Regions from separate parts of the Homo sapiens genome. Here region 2 is linked to region 1. Evidence: read pairs that join two places in POLR2A ChIA-PET (ENCODE). Cell type or tissue: PC-3. All regions are shown on one strand.

What was found. Peaks named below come from ENCODE experiments on the same cell type or tissue, not always from the same donor. Only the 100,000 strongest peaks of a DNase experiment are listed, where the experiment ranks them.
Region 2: POLR2A ChIA-PET joins it to region 1 with 5 read pairs; 6 of 35 experiments call an interaction of 5 or more read pairs at or near these places.

Annotation. Positions count from the first base shown.
Region 1 is chr1:173,755,001-173,763,000 of GRCh38, forward strand. KLHL20 (kelch like family member 20) reads left to right here. Exons shown (of 12, transcript NM_014458.4): 6 at 923-1,038; 7 at 1,976-2,159. Among named protein-coding and RNA genes, the nearest start is that of KLHL20, 44 kb to the left of the region's middle. RefSeq lists an enhancer at 3,934-4,434. In PC-3, no CTCF peak of the experiment used is centred here; a DNase peak (open chromatin) is centred at 4,161; H3K27ac peaks cover 693 bases.
Region 2 is chr1:173,814,118-173,822,117 of GRCh38, forward strand. The region is part of intron 2 of CENPL (centromere protein L); the gene reads right to left. Among named protein-coding and RNA genes, the nearest start is that of DARS2, 6.6 kb to the right of the region's middle. In PC-3, no CTCF peak of the experiment used is centred here; no DNase peak of the experiment used is centred here; H3K4me3 peaks cover 1,430 bases.

The DNA of each region.
Region 1 (8,000 bases):
ATTATTTGTAGGAACCCTCAAATGACCTAACAAGCTATTAGGAGATCAAAGTCTTTGTCTTTTTTTTTTTTTTTTTTGAGACGGAGTCTCGCTCTGTTGCCAGGCTGGAGTGCAGTGGTGCAATCTCGACTCACTGCAACCTCTGCCTCCCAAGTTCAACCGATTCTCCTGCTTCAGCCTCCTGAGTAGCTGGGACTACAGGCGCGTACCACCACACCCAGCTACTTTTTGTATTTTTAGTAGAGACGGGGTTTCACCATATTGGCCAGGATGGTCTCAATCTCTTGACCTCATGATCCACCGCCCCTCAGCCTCCCAAAGTGCTGGGATTACAGGCGTGAGCCACTGCAAAGTCATTACATGTGTAATTACTAGACTCTTCTCTTAAAGTGTCTTAACAAGACAGGAAATATGTCTCGGTAGACTTGTTGAGAGTAAACCATTCATATGTTACCAGATAGCAAATTTGTGGCAGTACAGTGTTTCTTTTCAGCAATCCGATTTTTGACCCAGTTTTATTACTTTAATCTAGCAAATAACTATTGCCCTGGCTGATGTGCTACCTTGCTAATATCTTGCAGAATCTAATAAAATTTATTAAAAAGTAGTAACTCTGCAGTGTGGTAATCAAATTGTAATTTTTACTTTTCTATAAGTTATTGTTGGCTGTAAGCATGTTGAGCTTTAGGCTAAATTTGCAGTGAGACATGAGTCATGATGGAAATACCAATCAATTCACAACTCAGTTTGACTGGCATTATTGGTTTCATGTTTGTGCCAATTTTAATATTGGCTGGCATTCATGATTTGGTTTGATTTATGCTTGCTTCCCTTTGCCAACCTATATATTCCTAAACTACATTGGGACTTAACTAACAATGTAATTTAGATATTTGGAATAAAGGCAGAATTTTTTCTACAGAGACTTGGTAGATGAGGCTAAAAACTACCTCCTATTGCCGCAAGAACGACCACTAATGCAAGGACCAAGGACGAGACCACGGAAACCTATCCGATGTGGGGAAGTACTCTTTGCAGGTTTGGATCTTAATATACTGTTAGTAAATTGAGTATTTTCCCAGGTGAGAAACTGTCATTTGAAAAATCCTTTGGACAATTATGATATTTACTGTCATAAGACACAAATAATAAGTCAGCATATAGCTTGACTCATAACCCATGATTCCACACTGATATACTCCAAAAGAGTGCTCTATTCTTTTTTCTCATTCAACACCTTTAATATCTATTTTTATATAAATCCAAAAATGTTGGCTGGTCACAGTGGCTCATGCCTATACAGCTTTCTGGAGGCCAGGCGTTTGAGACCAGCCTGGGCAATATAGGGAGGCCCCATCTTTACAAAAAATAAGAAAAACAATTGGCTGAGTGTGGTAGTGCATGTCTGTAGTCCCAGCTACTTGGGAGGCTGAGACAGGAGGATGGCTTGAGCCTAGGAGGTCAAGGCTGCAGTGAGCTGTGATTGCACCACTGTACTCCAGCCTGGGGAACAGAACAAGATCCTGTCTCAAAAAATAAAAAATAAAAATGTCGTGCAGTAGATGTTTTGTTGAAATGAGTCACATGCATTAATTTATATATCAATGTGCAGCTCATCCCATAATCACATGGAATTGTGAAAAAACATTAAACAATTATAATTTATTTCTCCATTCTATGCATATCCATCTATAATTTCTCCATTCTATCCATATATACATATTATCTCATAATCCTATGTGAATTGGTATCATTGCCTTCCTTTGTAAAATAGACGTAATACTAACTTATTTACAGAATTGATTAAAGATTATAGCAATCCCAGTGGAATGAGTTGAAGTCATAACTTGCATTTTGACCTACTACTAGAGACATTTGGTGAGTCTAAGCATTAGGTCACAGTGAAGTTAGTAGTGAGTGTTACATTTTATGCTTCAGGATAGGATTCTCTTGACCATTTCTGTTACTTCCCCAGTTGGTGGTTGGTGCAGTGGAGATGCCATTTCCAGTGTTGAACGATATGATCCACAGACCAATGAATGGAGAATGGTGGCTTCAATGAGCAAAAGGAGATGCGGAGTTGGGGTCAGTGTTCTTGATGATCTGTTATATGCAGTAGGAGGCCATGATGGATCCTCTTATCTCAATAGTGTTGAAAGGTGAGTAAGGTCAATCTGTAATTTTCTCTCTACTATTCATATAGTTTTATTTGAGATGTTAATTAGGAAACAAATTGATTTAATGCTTTAGTATTGCATCTGTGGCACTAGTTGGCAACCTAAACAAGTTAGTATGATACACAAATTCTTTATGATCTGGTCTCCGCCTATTTTTCTAGTCTGTCTCCCATGACACACTACCACTCCCTAAGCATGCTACTACAGACACATCAAATTGCCTGCAGTTCCTTGGACATGCTGCATGTCCATTCCAAGTCATACCTCTCTCCTTACATATATGCATGCTGTTCTTTTTTCCCTGGGATACTTCTGCCACTTTAAGACTTACATTTCCTTTGGCCAGGTGCAGTGGCTCATGCCTGTAATCCCAGCTACTCGGGAGGCTGAGGCAGGAGAATGGCCAGAACCTGGGAGGCAGAGCTTGCAGTGAGCCGAGATCACGCCACTGCACTCCAGCCTAGGCAAAAGAGCGAGACTCCTTCTCAAAAAAAAAAAAAAAAGAAAAAAAAGACTTACATTTTCTTCAAGACACAAATGTTACTTAATACATACAACTTTCTATGATACCATACAGATGAGTTAGTTACTAGTTACTTGTTCCTTTGCCCTTCCATAAGTATTTTGAACATGTTTGTACATATCCATCACATTGTACTATACGTGTTGAAATGTGTTTCACCATAATATCTATCGCAGTGACTGGGCACATTGGGAATCTCTAGTAACTGATGTTTCAATAGCTTCTTGCTCTCAAGAAGCTGTGTTGATTAACAGTGACTCTTTGTTTCCATAACACATCTATGAAACGCTGCCGCATATCAAGTTCTAAAGATATAGATTGTGCAGCTGGGGAAAAATCTTAAAAAGCAGAGGGATCAGTCCCATAGAAGTAAAACAACTGCAACATGGAGAAACCTCATCTCTACAAAAAATACAAAAATTTACTAGTTGTAGTGGTGCACGCCTGTGAGTCCCAGCTACTCAGGAGACTGAGGCAGGAGGCCCGCTTGAGCCTGGGAGGTAAAGGTTGCCATGAGATGAGATTGCGCCATTGCACTCTAGTCTGGGTGACAGAGCAAGACTCTCTCAAAAAAAAAAAGAAAAAGAAAACAACACACACACTTAAAAATAAATTGATGACATCACAGAAGGGAAAAAATAAATTGATGGCATCACAGAAGGGATCATGGCAGACGGGAGGCAGGACTAGACTGAAGCTCCAGACCGGGCAACATGCGGAGGCTTGATTGCAAATGTTAGCTCCAGACTGACTGCAAGAAAAAATCAGCAATCTCAAGAGGACCCACAGACCCTCTGAAGAAAGCGGACTGCTCCTGCAGCACCCGGGAGAAACCCCAAATATTGGGAGTGCCCCAACTGCAGAAATGGGAAAGGGAGACCCTCCTCTCCCAAACACACACCCCCACTGGAGAAGCTGAAGGTCTGTTTGCAGGAGAAGTTTCCAACTTTACCTGGAGCTGAGTCAAGTTAGAGAGGCAAGCGAAATAACAGGGGTAGAGGAAGCAGCAGAAAGGCCCTGGGAGTTTGCTGGGTCCCCAAGCAGGCCATTCCTGCCTGGCACCACAGGGATCCATTGGGAGGGTGGCCAGAGGAGCAGGGGATAAAACTCCCCAGGGAGAAGGAATTCTCTAGCTGAACTTTGTAACAATTTGAACAGGGTGAGAAGCCTCCTGACCAGAACTCAAGGTAGGGTGCAAATCCTGCATGCAGACTTCACCGGCAGGGGGAAAACTAAAGCCCTTTTCTCTTGCAGCTGGGAGGCGGATAGCCTGGGGCAAGCCTGCTGCCCGCCTGTGGCCTGGAAACAGACTCAGAGTTGTGAGAGGGGCACGGTGGGAGTGAGACCATGGGAGTGAGACCAGCCCTTCAGTTTGTGTGGGAGCTGAGTGAGGCCTGTGACTGCCGGCTTTCCCCCACTTTACTGACAACCTGCATGACTCAGCAGAGGCAGTCATAATCTTCCTAGGTACACAACTCAAGTGACCTAGGAATCTCTTCCCCCATCCCCAACAGCAGTCGCAACAAGACCCGCCCAAGGAGAGTCTGAGCTCAGACATGCCTAATCCTGCCCCCACCTGATGGTCCTTCCCTGTCCACCCTGGTAGTGGAAGACAAAGGGCATATAATCTTGGGAGTTCTAGGACCCCACCTACCACCAGTCTCTCTCCACACTACTACAGCTGATGTTTTCTGGAAAGCACCACCTCCTGGCAGGAGGCCAACCAACACAAAAATAGGGTATTAAACCACCAAAACTAAGGATCCTCACGGAGTCCATTGCACCCTCCACCAGAACAGGTGCTGGTATCCACAGCTGAGAGACCCATAGATGGTTCACATCACAGGACTCTGTGCAGACATCCCCTACTACCAGCCCAGAGCTGAGTAGACTTGCTGGGTGGCTAGACCCAGAAGAGAGACAGCAATCACTGCAATTTGGTTCACAGGAAGCCACATCCATAGGAAAAGAGAGAGAATACTACATCAAGGGAACACTTCGTGGAACAAAAGAATCTGAACGATAGCCTTCATCCCTAGACCTTCCCTCTGACAGAGCCTACCCCAATGAGAAGGAACCAGAAAACCAACCCTGGTAACATGATAAAACAAGGCTCTTCAACACCCCCAAAAAATCATACTAATTCACCAGCAATGGATCCAAACCAAGAAGATTCCCTGATTTACCTGAAAAAGAATTCAGGAGGTTAGTTATTAAGCTAATCAGGGAGGGACCAGAGAAAGGCAAAGCCCAAGGCAAGGAAATCCAAAAATGATACAAGAAGTGAAGGGAGAAACACTCAAGAAAATAGATAGCTTAATGAAAAAACAAAAATTCAGGAAACTTTGGACACACTTTTAGAAATGCAAAATGCTCTAGAAAGTCTCAGTAATAGATATGAACAAGTAGAAGAAAGAAATTCAGAGCTCAAAGACAAGGTCTTTGAATTAACCCAATCCAACAAAGACAAAGAAAAAAGAATAAGAAAATATGAACAAGCCTCCAAAAAGTCTGGGATTATGTTAAACAACCAAACCTGAGAATAATCGGTATATCCGAGGAAGAAGAGAATTCTAAAAGCCTGGAAAACATACTCGGGAGAGTAATCAAGGAAAATATCCCCAGCCTTGTGAGAGACCTAAACATCCAAATACAGGAAGCACAAAGAACACCTGTGAAATTCATCACAAAAAGATCTTTCCCTAGGCACGTTGTCATCAGGTTATCCAAACTCAAGATGAAGGAAAGAATCAAGAGCCATGAGACAGAAGCACAGGGTAACTTATAAAGGAAAACCTACCATATTAACAGCAGACTTCTCAGCAGAAACCCTATAAGCTAGAAGGAATTGGGGACCTATCTTCAGCCTCCTCAAACAAAACAATTATCAGCCAAGAATTTCGTATCCAGTGAAACTAAGCATCGTATGTGAACGAAAGATAAGCCGTTTTCAGACAAAGAAATGCTGAGATAATTCGCCATTACCAAATCACCACTACAAGAACTTCTAAAAGGAGCTGTAAATCTTGAAAGAAATCCTGGAAACACATCAAAACAGAACCTCTTTAAAGCATAAATCACACAGTACCCATAATGCAAAAATACAAGTTAAAAAGCAAAAACACAAAACAAAACCAAAGTACATAGGCAAGAAAGAGCACTACGAAAGTAAAGTAACGGTACCTCACATTTCAATACTAACATTGAATGTAAATGACCTAAATGCTCCACTTAAAAGGTACAGAACCGCAGAATGGATAAGAACTCACCAACCATCTGCTGCCTTTGGGAGACTCACCTAACACATAAGGACTCACATAAACTTAAAGCAGTGGAAAAAGGCATTTAATGCAAATGGACACCAAAAGCGAGCAGGGGTAGCTCTTCTTATATCAGACAAAACAAACTTTAAAGCAACAGTGGTTAAAAGAGACAAAGAGGGACAGTATATAATGGTAAAAGGCTTTGTCCGACAGAAAAATATCATAGTCTTAAACATACATGCACCTAACACTGGAGCTCCCAAACTTATAAAACAATTACTAATAGACCCAAGAAATGAGATAGACAGCAACACAATAATAGTGGGAGACTTCAATATTCCACTGACAGCACTAGACAGGTCATCAAGAGGGAAATTCAACAAAGAAACAATGGATTTAAACTATACCTTGGAAAAAATGGACTTAACAGATATATACAGAACATTTCATCCAAAACCCACAGGATACACATTCTATTCAACAGCTCATGGAACTTTCTCCAAGATAGACCATAAGATAGGTCATAAAATGAGCCCCAATAAACTTAAGAAAATTGAAATTATATCAAGCACTCACTCAGACCACTGTGGAATAAAACTGGAAATCAACTCCAAAAGGAACCTTCAAAACCATGCAAATACATGGAAATTAAATAACCTGCTCCTGCATGAGCATTGGGTCAAAAACGAAATCAAGATGGAAATTTAAAAATTCTTCAAACTTAATGACAGTAATGACACAACCTATCAAAACCTCTGGGATACACAGCAAAGGCGGTGCTAAGAGGAAAGTTCATAGCCCTAAATGCCTACATCAAAAAGTCTGAAAGAGCACAAACAGGTCACACCTCAAGGAACTAGGGAAACAAGAACCAATCAAACCCAAACCCAAAGGAAATAACCAAGATCAGAGCAGAGCAAAATGAAATTGAAACAAACAAACAAAAGACCAAAAGATAAATGAAACAAAAAGCTGGTTCTTTGAAAAGATAAATAAAATTGATAGACCATTACCAAGATTAACCAAGAAAAGGAGAGAAAATCCAAATAACCTCACTAGAAAATGAAACAGGAGCTATTACAACTGACACCACTGAAATACAAAAGATCATTCAAGGCTACTATGAACACCTTTACACATATAAACTAGAAAACCTAGAAGAGATGAATAAATTACTGGAAAAATGCAACCCTCCTATCTTAAATCAGGAAGAATTAGATACCCTGAACAGACCAATAACAAGCAGCAAGATTGAAGTGGTAATTTAAAAATTACAACAAAAAAAAAGTCCAGGACCAGACGGATTCACAGCAGAATTCTACCAGACATTCAAAGAAAAATTGGTACCAATCCTTTTGACACTATTCCACAAGATAGGGAAAGAAGGAACCCTCCCTAATAATTCATAATTCATTCTGTGAAGCCAGCATCACCCTAATACCAAAACCAGGAAAGGACATAACTAAAAAAGAAAACTACAGACCAATATCCTTGATGAATGTAGATGCTAAAATCCTCAACAAAATACTAGCTAACCAAATCCAACATCATATCAAAAAGATAATCCACCATGATCAAGTGTGTTTCACACCAGGGATGCAGGGATGGTTTAACATATAGAAGTCAATAAATGTGATACACCACATAAACAGAATTAAAAACAAAAATCACATGGTCATGTCAATAGATGCAGAAAAAGCATTCGACAAAACCCAGCATCACTTTATGATTAAAACTCTCAGCAAAATTGGCATACAAGGGACATACTTTAATAAAAGCCATCTATAACAAACCCACAGCCAACATACTGAATGGGGAAAAGTTGAAAGCATTCCCTGTGAGCATGGGGTAAAAGACAAGGATGCCCACTCTCACCACTCCTCTTCAACATAGTACTGGAAGTCCTAGCCAGAGCAATCAGACAAGAGAAAGAAATAAAGGGCATCCAAATCAGTAAAGAGGAAGTCATACTGTCACTGTTTGCTGATGATATGATTGTTTACCTTGAAAATCCTAAGGACTCCTCTAGAAAGCTCC
Region 2 (8,000 bases), 59 kb after region 1:
AAGAGCTAACTACCATATATATGTATATATATGCACCCAATACAGGAGCACCCAGATTCATAAAGCAGGTCCTTAGAGACCTAGAAAGAGACTTAGACTCCCACACAATAATAATGGGAGACTTTCACACCCCACTGTCAATATTAGACAGATCAACGAGACAGAAGGTTAACAAGGATATCCAGGACTTAAACTCAGCTCTGCACCAAGTGGACCTAATAGACATCTACATAACTCTCCACCCCAAATCAACAGAATATACATTCTTCTCACCACCACATCCCACTTATTCTAAAATTGACCACATAATTGGAAGCAAAGCACTCTTCAGCAAATGTAAAAGAACAGATATCACAACAAACTGTCTCTCAGACCACAGTACAATCAAATTAGAACTCAGGATTAAGAAACTCATTCAAAACCGCCCAACTACATGGAAACTGAACAACCTGCTCCTGAATGACTACTGGTTAAATAATAAAATGAAGGCAGAAATAAAGACGTTCTTTGAAACCAATGAGAACAAAGACACAATGTACCAGAATCTCTGGGACACATTTAAAGCAGTGTGTAGAGGAAAATTTATAGCACTAAATGCCCACAAGAGAAAGCAGGAAAGATATACAACTGACACCCTAACATCACAATTAAAAGAACTAGAGAAGCAAGAGCAAACAAATTCAAAAGCTAGCAGAAGGCAAGAAATAACAAAGATCAGAGCAAAACTGAAGGAGATAGAAACACAAAAAAACTCTTCAAAAAAATCAATGAATCCAGGAGCTGGTTTTTTGAAAAGATCAATAAAGTTGATAGACCGTTAGCAAGACTAATAAAGAAGAAAAGAGAGAAGAAGCACATAGATGCAATAAAAAATGCTAAAGGGAATATCACCAGTGATCCCACAGAAATACAAACTACCATCAGAGAATACTATAAACACCTCTATGCAAATAAACTAGAAAATCTAGAAGAAATGGATAAATTCCTGGACACATACACCCTCCCAAGACTAAACCAGGAAGAAGTCGAATCACTGAATAGAACAATAACAGGCTCTGAAACTGAGGCAATAATTAATAGCCTACCAACCAAAAAAAGGCTACGACCAGATGGATTCACAGCCAAATTCTACCAGATGTACAAAGAGGAGCTGGTACCATTCCTTCTGAAACTATTCCAATCAACAGAAAAAGAGAGAATCCTCCCTAACTCATTTTATGAGGCCAGCATCATCCTGATGCCAAAGCCTGGCAGAGACACAACAAAAAAAGAGAATTTTGGACCAATATCCCTGATGAACATGGATGCAAAAATCCTCAATAAAATACTGGCAAACTGAATCCAGCAGCACATCAAAAAGCTTATCCACCATGACCAAGTCAGCTTCGTTCCTAGGATGCGAGGCTGGTTCAACATACGCAAATCAATAAATGTAATTCATCACATAAACAGAAACAACAACAAAAACCACATGATTATCTCAATAGATGCAGAAAAGGCCTTCAACAAAATTCAATAGGCCTTCATGCTAAAAACTCTCCATAAACTAGATATTGATGGAACATATCTCAAAATAATAAAAGCTATTTATGACAAACCCACCGCCAATATCATACTGAATGGGCAAAAACTGGAAGCATTCCCTTTGAAAACTGGCACAAGACAGGGATGCCCTCTCTCACCACTCCTATTCAATATACTGTTGGAAGTTCTGGCCAGGGCAATCAGGCAAGAGAAAGAAATAAAGGGTATTCAATTAGGAAAAGAGGAAGTCAAATTGTCCCTGTTTGCAGATGACATGACTGTATATTTAGAAAACCCCATTGTCTCAGCCCAAAATCTCCTTAAGCTGTTAAGCAACTTCAGCAAAGTCTCAGGATACAAAATCAATGTGCAAAAATCACAAGCATTCCTATACACCAATAACAGACAGAGAGCAAAATCATGAGTGAACTCCCACTCACAATTGCTACAAAGAGAATAAAATACCTAGCAATCCAACTTACAAGGGATGTGAAGGATCTCTTCAAGGAGAACTACAAACCACTGCTCAACAAAATAAAAGAGGACACAAACAAATGGAAGAACATTCCATGCTCATGGATAGGAAGAATCAATATCGTGAAAATGGCCATACTGCCCAAGGTAATTTATAGATTCAGTGCCATCCCCATCAAGCTACCAATGACTTTCTTCACAGAATTGGAAAAAACTACTTTAAAGTTCATACGGAAACAAAAAAGAGCCCACATTGCCAAGACAATCCTAAGCAAAAAGAACAAAGCTGGAGGCATCATGCCACCTCGCTTTAAACTATACTACAAGGCCACAGTAACCAAAACAGCATGGTACTGGTACCAAAACAGAGATATAGACCAATGGAACAGAACAGAGGCCTCAGAAATAACACCACACATCTACAACCATCTGATCTTTGACAAACCTGACAAAAACAAGAAACGGGACAAAGATTCCCTATTTAATAAATGGTGCTGGGAAAACTGGCTAGCCTTATGTAGAAAGCTGAAACTGGATCCCTTCCTTACACCTTATACAAAAATTAATTCAAGATGGATTAAAGATGTAAATGTTAGACCTAAAACCATAAAAACCCTAGAAGAAAACCGAGGCACTATCAATCAGGACACAGGCATGGGCAAGGACTTCATGACTAAAACACCAAAAGCAATGGCAACAAAAGCCAAAATAGACAAATGGGATCTAATTAAACTGAAGACCAGGCCGGGCGCAGTGGCTCACGCCTGTAATCTCAGCACTTTGGGATGCTGAGGCGGGTGGATCACAAGGTCAGGAGTTCGAGCCCAGCCTGGCCAATATGGTGAAACACCATTTCTACTAAAAATACAAAAATTAGCCAGGCATGGTGATGTGCGCCTATACTCTCAGCCACTTGGGAGGCTGAGGCAGGAGAATCGCTGAACCCAAGGAGGCAGAGGTTGCAGTGAGCCAAAATCGTGCCCCTGCACTCTAGCCTGGGTGACAGAGCGAGACTCCGTCTCAGAAAAAAAAGAAAGCAAAAAAATAAATAAATAAATACTGTCTGCACAGCAAAAGAAACTACCATCAGAGTGAACAGGCAATCTACAGAATGGGAGAAAATTTTTGCAATCTACCCATCAGACAAAGGGATAATATCCAGAATCTAAAAAGGACTTAAACAAATTTACAAGAAAAAAACAAACAACCCCATCAAAAAGTGGGCAAAGGATATGAACAGACACTTTTCAAAAGAAGACATTTATGAAGCCAACAAACACATGAAAAAATGCTCTTCATCACTGGTCATCAGAGAAATGCAAATCAAAACCACAATGAGATACCATCTCACACCAGTTAGAATGGCGATCATTAAAAAGTCAGGAAACAACAGATGCTGGAGAGGATGTGGAGAAATAGGAATGCTTTTACACTGTTGGTGGGAGTGTAAACTAGTTCAACCATTGTGGAAGACAGTGTGGCAATTCCTCAAGGATCTAGAACTAGAAATACCATTTGACCCAGCGATCCCGTTACTGGGTATATACCCAAAGGATTATAAATCATGCTATTATAAAGACACATGCACACATATGTTTATTGCGGCACTATTCACAATAGCAAAGACTTGGAACCAACCCAAATGTCCACAATGATAGACTGGATTAAGAAAATGTGGCACATATATACCATGGAATGCCATGCAGCCATAAAAAAGAATAAGTTCATATCCTTTGCAGGGACATGGATGAAGCTGGAAACCATCATTCTCAGCAAACTATCACAAGGACAGAACACCAAACGCCGCATGTTCTCACTCATAGGTGGGAATTGATCAATGAGAACAATTGGACACAGGGCGGGGAATATCACATACCGGGGCCTGTCGAGGGGTCAGTGGCTGGGGGAGGGATAGCATTAGGAGAAATACCTAATGTAAATGATGAGTTGATGGCTGCAGCAAACCAACATGGCACATGTATACCTATGTAACAAACCTGCACATTTTGCACATGTACCCTAGAACTTAAAGTATAATTTAAAAAATAAAATAAATTTTTTAAAAATGTTAAAAAAAAAATCTGTCATCCCTTCACAAAGCTAATTCCTTAGCCACAACTAAGAGTTCTCCGTATCCAGAGTAATCCATTCTTCCAAAAATAGCACTTTATTTTATCTATGCAAAAACCTTTACAGTAACAAGACAAATCCTAAACTCTTCTGCTGGGTTTAAGGTCTTTCTAATTCAGCTTCTCTTTATTTTCCTAATTCTCCTCTCCAACCTGGGACATAAACATATTCTTATCTTCATGTGTTTGCTTCTCAACTGCATTTCCTATCTTAAGCGTCCTTTTCCCATCTCACCTCCTTTAAGACCATGCTAGAAATTTGATCTCCTTTCAAACTAGGGTGTTTTTAACCTTTTGGTCCTGAAATACCTATGGCATACATTTTTATCTGTTATCTGTTATCAGTGGCTCATTCCTGGAAGCAGAGTATGCATGTGTGTGTGTGTGCTGAATGAGCTCTCATCTCTAAATAAGTCTGAAAAAATCCCTCAAGAATGTTCTACAAAATCCTTGGAGATATACCAGCACACATAGCTTTCCTCAATCACCCAGTCTGTACCACTCATTTTAGCCCCTGTTCATATACTTCCTTGTACCATTTTTCAGTGTGTATTTCTTGTACCCTCAGTAAAACTAAGCTACTGTCACTGAAACCATGCTTTATATTTCTCTTGTATAATTACCCAAATACAAGGCTGAGTGTCCTTTAATTGTTAAACAAGTATTGGTTCAATTAAACGGAAGTATTTCATAGAACTTCCAAATTAGGGCCGGGCATGGTAGCTCATGACTGTAATCCCAACACTTTGGGAGGCTGAAGCAGGTGGATCACTTGAGCTCAGATGTCTGAGACCAGCCTGGGCAACGCTGTGAGACTCCATCTCTACAAAAAATAAAAAATAACTAGCCAGGTGTGGTAGTGCACACCTGTGGTCCCAGCTACTCAGGAGGCTGAAGTAGGACTGCATGAGCCCAGGAGGTCAAGGCTGCAGTGAGATGTGATCATGCCACCGAATTCCAGCCTGGGTGACACAGCAAGACCCTCTCAAGAAAAAAAGAAACACAAAATTAAAATACAATTTTCATTAAAAGGAATTATCATTTCAAAGTTATGATTAGTCTCAGCTGGGCGTAGTGGCTCACGCCTGTAATCCCAGCACTTTGGGAGGCCGAGGAAAAGTGGATCACCTGCAGTCAGAAGTTTGAGACCAGCCTGACCAACATGGTGAAACTCCGTCTCTACTAGAAAAACAAAAATTAGCTGGGTATGGTGGCACACACCTGTAGTCCCAGCTACTCAGGAGGCTGAGAGGAGAATCGCTTGAACCCGGGAGGTGGAGGCTTCAGTGAGCCAAGAGCACACCACTGCACTCCAGCCTGGGTGAGACAGAGCAAGACTCCATCTCAACAACAACAACAAAAGTTATTAGTCTCAACTACTACACAATTACCCTTTTGAAAAGTTTTTTACGAATAAAAAGTTATATTACTATATTTACTTATTTTATTTTATTTTATTTTTTGAGATGGAGTCTCACTGTTGTTGGCCTGGGCTGGAGTGCAATGGCGCGATCTCGGCTCACTGCAACCTCTGCCTCCTGGGCTCCAGCAATTCTCTTGACTCAGTCTCCTGAGTAGCTGAGATTACAGCTGCCCGCTACCATGCCTGGCTAATTTTTTGTTTGTTTTTTTTTTTGTATTTTTAGTAGAGACAGTGTTTCACCATGTTGGCCAGGCTGGTCTTGAACTCCTGACCTCAGGTGATCCACCAGCCTCCCAAAGTGTTGGGATTACAGGTGTGAGCCACCGCACTCGGCCCATATTTAAATAGTATTATATTTAAAATAGCACAGGTTGAGCATCCCTTACCCAAAATGCTTGGGATCAAAAGTGTTTTTGAATTTCAGATTTTCTCAAATTTGGGAATATTTGTATCACACTGGTCAAGCATCCTTAATCCAAAAATCTGAAATCCAAAATGCTCCAGTGAACATTTCCTTCCAGCATCATGTCAGTGCTCAAAAAGATTCACGTTATGGGGCATTTCAGACTTCAGATTTAACCTGTAACTTCTATTTCAATATGTTAGACTAGGACACCATTTATATCTTGCACAAAACTCCACAAATTAAACATGTAGTCCTAGCATGGACAACACAGCAAGACCCCATCTTTCAAAAAAAAAAAAGGAATTAGCCTGGCATGATGGTAGTCGTAGCCACTCCAGAGGCTGAGGCAGGAGGAGTGCTTGAGCCCAGGAGTTTGAGGCTGCAGTGAGCTATGATCACACCACTGCACTTTAGTCTGAGCAAGAGTGAGACCCTCTCTAATTAATAAATAAATAAATACATAAACTAAACATGTAGCATTATTTGTCCTTAAAGCTCAAATAATGTCCAGAGCAAGTTCATATACCACACAATTTATTTATTTATTTTTAGAAATGTTCATAGTAGCTTTATTCATAATAGCCAAAAATTGAAAACAACTCAGTGGGTGAATGATAAATAAACTGTGGTACATCCACACCATGTAATAGTACTCAGCAATGAAAAGAAACAAATTATTGATACATGCAACAACTTGGATGTTAAAGCCAATCCAAAAAGGTCACATATAAAATTTCATACATTTAACATTTTTAAAATGACAAAGTTAAAGGAATGAAAACAGATGAGTGGCTGACAGAGATCAGGGAAAGGGAAGAGGGTGGGAGGGACATAAATGTGACTATAAAAAGGCAACACAAGAATTCCTTGTGGTGATGGAACTGTATCTTGACTGTAGTGAATACATGACTCTACACCAGACACCACACAATTTAAATAGCAGCTATTCTAAAGCATCCTAGCTTTAAATGCATATTGAATTACCTATTTCAAAGGGAATTTTAATCAATCCTACTTAGACAGAATGTTTCCTTCAAATTTGTTACTTGGTACAATAATTGCTAACACTTATTGAGCATTCATCATGTTTCAGGTACTCTTCTAAGCCCTTTATAAATATTTTCTCATTTAATCTTCAAACAACCCCATGAAGTAGATCATGCTCCCAGCTAACAAATAGGAAATCAGACAAGTTAAGTAACTTGCCAAAGTCAACAAGTTAGAGTGGAAGAGTCAGGATTTGAATCCAGACAGTCTAACTCTGCAATGAGTGCACTTAGCTACTTCTTTCACGTTGCCTTTTAAACAGGGATCAATTATGAGGCAACATAAGCCCTGCTGAATTTGACTCCTTAAAAGAGAAATGCTATGAATCCCAAAAAGATTTTAAAGTCTAGGTGACTTTAAAAAGTCTAGCAATAAATGTAGGTGAGAAAAAGACTATCAGCACTAAGAGGGATGGTTTTGAAAAAACATGTCAATTGTGTATTTAATGTTAACGTAAAATAGCCCAATCCACGAATTAAAGATTAGCAAATGATTTATACTTATTTTACCTTCTCATCTCACACTCAAGAATGTGTAATTTTTGCCCAGCACAATAATCCAGAGGTTATTAATATACCTTGGCTCAATATATTACTGTCCCAATACTCTTCCTTCCAATCGGAAGCAAAGAGGTCCTCTTACTTGTATCTCCCCTGGACACCATCTCCTTTGTGTACTTCAGCCTTTTTTTTTTTTTTTTTTTTTTTTGAGACAGGGTCTCACTCTGTTGTCCAGGCTGGAGTGCAGTGGCCTGATATCACTGCAGCCTCCACCTGCTGGGCTCAGGCGATCCTCCCACCTCAGCCTCTCGAGTAGCTAGGACTACAAGCGTGCACCACCACAACCAGGCTGTACTTCACATCTCTATCATCTTTAATCACTCCTATACAGGATCCTTTTCTTTCACTGCCAAGCATATTCTAGTATTTCTAACATTAAAAATTTGTGTTTAAATCCAATTCGTCTCATTCCTTCTGAGACCAATCTCCTGGAAACG